Linked DNA regions of Homo sapiens: all the other regions are linked to region 2. A link is an interaction called in ENCODE POLR2A ChIA-PET data of the cell type or tissue named here. Cell type or tissue: Panc1. All regions are shown on one strand. Region 1 overlaps LOC105374737 (a long non-coding RNA gene). Region 2 has its middle 130 kb from the start of PTGER4. Region 3 overlaps LIFR-AS1 (LIFR antisense RNA 1).

Region 1 (2,500 bases), 62 kb before region 2:
GTGTCCATATAATGAATTCAGCAACAAAAAAGGGTAAACTATGAATATACATATGACATCATGGATGAATCTTAAAAGTTAAAGAAGCTGGATGCAAAGGTCTTCACATTATATAATTTTTAAATTATAGAAAAGGCAAAACTATTGTTATTGAAAGCAGACTAGTAGTTGTCTAAGGCCAGGGGTGAAGAGACTCTGCAAAGGGACAGAAAAGAACTTTTTGAGATGATGGAAAAGTTATCTATCATGATTGTGGTGATGGTCACACAACTGAATGTACTTGCCAAAGCTAACTGAATTGTGTACTTAAAATTGGTGATTTTATTGTATGTAAAATTGTACTTTATACATCATTGAAATTGGCTAACAAAAGCAAATTAAGGCTGGGTGCAGTGGCTCAGGCCTGTAATCCCAGCACTTTGGGAGGCCAAGGTGGGTGGATCACTTGAGGTCAGGAGTTCAAGACCAGCCTGGCCAACGTGGTGAAAGCCTTTCTCTACTAAAAATACAAAAATTAGCCAGGCGTGGTGGTGCACACATGTAATCTCAGCTGCTCGGGAGGCTGAGGCACTAGAATCGCATGAACCTGGGAGACTGAGGTTGCAGTGAGCTGAGATTGTGCCATTGTACTCCAGCCTGTGTCACAGAGCCAGACCCTGTCTCAAAAAAAAAAAAAAAAAAAGTAAATGAAAAAAATTGATGGTGCCTTAAATTTTGTAAAATAAGGATTATTTTTTCTATTTTAAAACGAATATAGAGAACAACAGAAAGGAGGAGAAATCACTTATATTCATATACACAAAAACAATAATTTAAAAATCTTAGACATTTTTCCTGTATGTCTTGGTTTTCATTTCCCCCCATGTGTGGGTATAGCATAAACCATCCTCCTAACTCTCTTCCCTGTGGAATTAAGATTAGACACTCTAAAAACTGAATGAGATGTTTCCTGGTTGTTGATCTTATCTATTTTCTTATATCCAAAAGATTCTTCATGTTTGGATTCCTGTAACATCTCTCTGTGCAATGTGAATCAAATAATTGGAAATATAAATATTTTAAATTATGTGTGCCAATGAATTTGGGTTTTGATAATTGAGAAAGAACTCTAGTACCTGAGTAAAATGTACTATTTAGAGGAAATTTTAGAAGCAAGATAAATGGATCAGCCACTAAAGATAGGAATCATTAGACATGGAGAGTTTTTATAATAGTTTGGTCATGAATGAACCTTTTTGGGAGGGACTTCCTGAAAACTTTCAGTTGAATTATTTTACTTGCTTAGAAAAAAAAAAGAAAAAAAATTTACTTTACTTCTGCTTCTACCCACCTAACAGAGTTATATAAGGAAAGATGGCTCCAGTGTGCGTGCTTGTAAGCTCAGACCTTCGAAATAACTACGTGAATCACTTGAGCAAGTTATTTCACTTCTCAGTTTCTCTATCTGTAAAGTGGGGATAATAATAATAGTGATCTCATATGTCTGCTATGGAAGTTAGATGGAGATAATGTGTGTGAGTGCTTTGAACACATGTACGGTTCCAGATTGTTATTATTATAATATCATCACTGTAATGAGAGAACTTTTTCACACATAAAGGGAAGTGGGGACGGAAGCTTGGATGCCAAACATTTTCCTTTCTTGTACTTAACATAAATGACCAGGGAACTTGGGGTACAGTATTTTTGACTTAAAAAATCCTTTTGATTTCTTTACTTTCTGTCTTAGGAAAATGTATTTAGATAAAATTCAGTAGCTGTGAAGATTACTGGCTGGAGGTGCTGTGGGAAATGTGTTTAGTTTTCTCTCGATCTGGATTGGTTAGAAAATAAAAGGAAATCCTTTTGCTGTCATTCTGTTTTGAAAGAGAAATTATAATTTTGAAATATGAAAAGCGTTAATACATATATTTAAATTAATTTTTTTGTTTTTGTTGAGCAGAAATAAGAGGCATAATTGCTAAATCCTCATTTGCCCCACATTTTTTTTTGTATTGGAATAAGAAGGAAAGGTTGTGAGAGTTAAATAGTACTTAATAACATAATTTTACAGACTAATATTCATATTATTGACACCTATTATTTATTAGAATGTTATAAACAAAACATTAGGCTTAAAATATGGCCTTCTAACAATCAATTTACTGCACGAAACTCCTACCAAAGCAGGTTATTAAAACTAGTTTGTGTTTATATAAATAGACCTTCCTGTATTTGCAATAAAAAGACCTGTATTAATGGCACAGTCTCCAATTAGAATTTTTAATTCAATAAGCATTTATTGCAAAGCACTGTATTGCAGCGACAGAAAGATGACTAAAACACATTATTTGTGCAACGTAGCAATTTAAAGGAGGAAAAAGGGAAAGGAAGAACATCATGTGTACACAACTGATTGGGAAAGAAATAAACTGGGCAGTATGTGGGGTAAAGAGCTTTGCATATTATGGACTGCCCATGGTAGTTAGCTCTGTCTCAGCCTCTTCTAGGTATTCAGGGT
Region 2 (2,500 bases):
ACATAAAGACAGAAAGGTAGAAAGAGAGACATAGAAAGGGGGAAGAGGTATTTATTCAGTTTTTCACAATGGATTATCTCCCCAGTTCATGTAGCATGAAAAGGATAAGAAAATGAAAGGGCAAATAGTTTAGTATTTAAATTCCTGTTTCAACCAAGCATTTGACTAAATTTTAGAGATTTATTTTGAATATGCAGCTTAGTATGAAAAATTTCTAATTACACTTGGCTGACAGACTGTCAATGGGATTTTATGTCATTTTCATTCTTCAGTTTTTCCAAATAAATATGTAAAATGTCCCAATTTTTTTTTTTTTTTTTGATTTGCAGTCTTGCTCTGTCTCCCAGGCTAGAGTACAGTGGTGCTATCTCGGCTCACTGCAACCTCTGCCTCCCGGGTTCAAGCAATTCTCTGCCTCAGCCTCCTGAGTAGCTGGGATTACAGGCGCGCACCACCATGCCTGGCTAATTTTTGTATTTTTAGTAGAGACAGGTTTCACCATCTTGGCCAGGCTGGTCTTGGATCCCTGACCTCGTGATCCACCCGCCTTGAACTCCCAAAGTGCTGGGATTGCAGGTGTGAGCCACTGTGCCTGGCCCCAAATTTATAATGAACAAATCTAATGGGGGTATAAAGACAATCTGGATAAAAAGTACTACACTAGCAAAAACATATATTGGCACAAAAATGTGTCATATGAAGGCTCTCCTCTTGGCTTTTCAGCACCCATATAGTTAATAGTTATTATACTGAATGACTCAAATATTTAAGATGTTTCTAAGAAGTGCTTAACCTGATTTATACATATGATAATAAATGGGTATCTTCATTTTATTTGACTTGGTCTTATTCCAACCTTGTAGCATGGACTTTTCCCTATAATTTTATAGATAAGAAAACTGAGGCTTATAAAGTTCAAGCAATTTTCCTAAAGGTGTGCCTCTGGTCAGCTCGGTGAACTACCTGTTATTTCTACCACCTGGCATTGCTGATATCAGTCCTGAGTCACATGAAGCATCCAGCTTGGTGTCATGCAGTCAGGGACTTTTGATGATATAACTGATGATGAGAATGGTAGCTGTGAACAGAAAGTACTACTTCCACTACAAAGTTTATTTGAACTTCAGTTTTACATTTTGTTTTATGTCCTCTTATTACATATGGACTACAAGTCTGGAAAGCTTCCTTGATCTGCCAGATTGCCATATGTATGCTCTAAAGCAGTTTTGAATGAATTTGCAATATATGTGTACTTAATAGGGACCAATGCTTAACACAGAAGTATGACCTCTTGCCCCCTATTTTGAAAGAGACACTGTGTCCAAAAGATGATTTGACAGAGGTGAGGGGGTGTATGTATTGTCCCTGAGCTCTTTGATCTTGGGATTGGAGCAGCGTTCTGACCTTTTTATTCCAGAGGTCTTATACTTTTCCCAACACAATCTTTGTGGGATGTGAAGTAGATTGCAGAAACTGTTTAGCCAGCGTTTGGTAAAAGTGAGAGCTGGATAGGGCTGATAGGCAATTAATAGAAGAAAATGATATTTGGGGTTCTCTGTGGAACCTTTAGACCTGCTCCTTCACAGTTTTGCATTTCTCAACAGAGAATAAAGTTGTTTTCCTGTCTTTGTCCTCTTGCTTTCCCACTCATCTTTGTCAAATCCTAGCTGAGGACAATGAATAGTGGCATTTGTTTCTTTCTATTGACATTAAAGGTGGTGCCTCTCTATGCAGGAAAGGACCTGTTAGTATGCAGATAAATCCATGGGGGCACTCAAGTGCCAAAGCCTGTAATCATATTTTTTCATCAGCTTCAATTGTAGTTTGCAAGACTGAAAGTATGAAAATGAAAGCTTATAGCCGCACATACATTTGTGGACAAGGCACTTTAACTGCAGGGAGGCAATAGTCTTAGGATTGCTTTGGAACTCACGTCTTTTGGCATTATCTGGCTTTCTGGCCTCATGGCTCATTAGTCCTGGGGTGTGTGTGTGTGTGTTTGTGTGTATGTGTGTGTTACAGAAACAGAGAAAGACAGGAAGAGACTAAGAGAGGAATACAAAATGGGGAGAGGTATTTAGTTACCACCATTTAGTTGTATACTAGGATCGCTATTACATGCTTGGATTTGGAAGGGGCCACACGTACCTGTGGTAGACTCTGTTGGTTGCTTATGTTCCATTCCAATGCACTCAGCCCCTGGATATAAGTCACTTTTGGTGTAAAGCAATTACGACAATCTTGTTGCTCCTTGACAGTGACTTACCTGGGATGGCTATGTGATCCTGTTCTGGAAAAGAAAATGTGAGGAATATGCTGGGGAAGTCCTACTGTTGTGTGAAGACAGGTTCTTTGGAGCATTGTTGTTAGCCATCTTTTTTGTTTTTTGAGATAGAGTCTCACTCTTGTGGCCCAGGCTGGAGTGCAGCGGCGTGATCTTGGCTCACTGCAACCTCCGCCTCCTGGATTCGAGTGATTCTCCTGTCTCAGCCTCCCAAGT
Region 3 (2,500 bases), 2.0 Mb after region 2:
TAAGTCCAAGAGTCAGCATGGAGTGGAGTTAAGGAACTATGGATTGTGGTTCTTGGGAGGCTGGAGTTAGTGGTAAGCATGTCTGTGCCACCAACCAGTCCAGGGCATTGGTGATATCACTGAATCTCTCAGAGACTCAGCTCTCTGCTTCACAGCATGCAGGTTTTCACTAGACCCTCCAATTTAAGGTGTCTTCTAGATCAAAATGCTCTTTAGGTCAAACACAGTCTTAGGAATAACTAGGAAAGTTGAAACAAACTTTCGTCACACAGACTGTTTCACATTATCCCACCTCCTGTCACCCCCTTCTCCCACCTAGCAATGTTTGTGACGAATACACCAACTTTCCTGAGGACAAGAGCAAAACAATATTTTAAGAAACAACAAAACTCAGTTTAGAGTGAGTCACTGGGCCTGACCATGGTGGCTAAACTGACCACAAAAGTTTGTGAATAGTCTATATGGTGTCCTTCAAACATCTGCACAAACCTTTTATTTCCAGTGCTTTGAACAGAAATAAACATAGTCATTAAGCCAAATTCTACATTCTACAAAACAGATGAAAAGTTAAAGCATAACGTTAAGTCCAAAACATTAGTGTGGAGTCCTCAGCTGAATACCTCTTGCCTGCATGCCCATGTGAGCAGTCAGTTAAATGCCTGGTGTCTGTTATATGAGCAGTGGGAAATCTTTGCATACAAAAAAGTGTGAGTTGTACTAAAGTAAAATCAGTATTCTGGATCCCTTAATGTGCACATAATTACCACTTAGGCTTCTAAGCGAAATGATTTGCTAATGGCAACTAAAATGTGACATGGCCCAGAGTGAAAAAATTGATTCATAACTTGGGAAGGTTTGACTAGATTGCCCTTAGGCAAGTGCCTAGAGGGCTTTCCTGTCTCTCCCTAAACCTTGCTTCTGCAGTTCCAATGTACAAAATAGGGATAGGGTTGTTGTGAAGATTAAATGAAACTAGGGCAGGTCTTCTGGACAGATACTATTACAGTGCTGCAAGCCCTTCCTTCAGAATCCTTGGCACCATTACAGTTCTACATTTATTTATATCATCATTTGACTACTGTCCCTCAGCTGACTGTACATTCCATAAGGACAGGATTTATGTCAACTTTTTCTCAACATTGCTTCACCACCTCCTCATAGAACCTGGCATATAAAAGGGAGTCAACAACAATCTTTTGAATGAAATGTGTAAGTCATTTGCAGTCACTGGTGTCAGATCCCCGGGTTTGAATGCTGTGTGCTTGGACAAGTAATGTTTCTGCCTTTGTCTTAGTTCCTGCTTTCTATAAAGGGGAGATAATAATGGTATCTACTTGACTGAATAGTTGTACAAATTTAGTGGGATAATACTTGCAAAGAGCTTGGAACAGTGTCTGGTACATAGTGAGGACTCAATACATGCTAATGAATTTTGATGATGATGATGGTGGCGGTGGACATGCAATAAGCTCTTCATAAATAATAGCTCTTCTTCTAATTGTTATTCACGGTCATCATTGAAACAGTATTTGCCTCTTGATTATCAGTCATAGGTGGTCCTTAGTTACCTAAAATATCACAGGACCACTGCTTTACCTTTCCATGTTATGCCAGGCACAGACAACAGAGGCAGTGTCAAAGGAGATACCCAAATGATGTTTACAATGGTACACGGGTCTCTAGGGTCCAAGGAAAAGTTACCAAGTATTTTCCCACCTCCCTACTTTCATCTCCCTCTTACTTCCCAGTCCCTTCCCCCCATGCTTGTATGGTCTTCTGGCTTTTTGACCAGTCCTCCCTGGGGATTTTCAAGTACCCAGCTTGCAAATCAGCCTCCCCAGAGGATCTGTCTCTACTCATCATAGTCAAAGGATGTAATCTGTTCTCATGTGGAAATAATTTGTTCAGAGAATGTAAATGATCAAAGCCTATATTTCTGTATTCAGGAGAGGAAGAGAAAATAATAGAAAAGACTTGAGGCTAACTCTAGGTCCTGCATTTACTAAGTCACCTCTGATAAATTACTTGGTAAATTATGTCTTAGAAAAACCATTGGTTTGGTAGGAATAATCAAAATGGGATCCGTGTCCCGGGTTTGTAAGAATTAAATGAGTTAACTACATAGATGGTTTGGTTCCAATTAGATAAGAGAGTTTCTAAACAGTGAAAAGTAGAAATTTTGCCACACCCTGCCCTCACAATTCTAGCATTTCCAGGTTTCCAAATCTGGGAAATGTAGCTAAGGGCTTTTCCTTTCTCTAGGGACTCCCTTTACAAGTGGTGGAGCTACTTTCTGCTCGAGGACAAAGAAGGAGGGAGGACACACACACACACACACACACACACACACACATTTTCTTCTCTGCCTTCTGACCCTTTGCTATTGCAACTCTAATTTGGGAATTAAATTTTAATAATTCTAAAATCCCATTTCCGTACTTTCCATATACTATTATTTAATGGAATAAGGTTATCAAATCTTATCCTTAACCCTTTTCCC

What was found. Peaks named below come from ENCODE experiments on the same cell type or tissue, not always from the same donor. Only the 100,000 strongest peaks of a DNase experiment are listed, where the experiment ranks them.
Region 1: POLR2A ChIA-PET joins it to region 2 with 5 read pairs; 4 of 35 experiments call an interaction of 5 or more read pairs at or near these places.
Region 3: POLR2A ChIA-PET joins it to region 2 with 6 read pairs; 1 of 35 experiments calls an interaction of 5 or more read pairs at or near these places.

The regions. Positions count from the first base shown.
Region 1 is chr5:40,615,897-40,618,396 of GRCh38, reverse strand. All of the region lies in intron 1 of LOC105374737 (a long non-coding RNA gene), which reads right to left. Among named protein-coding and RNA genes, the nearest start is that of PTGER4, 63 kb to the left of the region's middle. In Panc1, no CTCF peak of the experiment used is centred here; no DNase peak of the experiment used is centred here.
Region 2 is chr5:40,553,478-40,555,977 of GRCh38, reverse strand. No RefSeq gene overlaps it. Among named protein-coding and RNA genes, the nearest start is that of PTGER4, 130 kb to the left of the region's middle. In Panc1, no CTCF peak of the experiment used is centred here; no DNase peak of the experiment used is centred here; H3K27ac peaks cover 1,608 bases.
Region 3 is chr5:38,589,572-38,592,071 of GRCh38, reverse strand. The region is part of intron 1 of LIFR-AS1 (LIFR antisense RNA 1); the gene reads right to left. It also overlaps a transcript of LIFR not described here. Among named protein-coding and RNA genes, the nearest start is that of MIR3650, 33 kb to the right of the region's middle. In Panc1, no CTCF peak of the experiment used is centred here; no DNase peak of the experiment used is centred here; H3K27ac peaks cover 1,220 bases.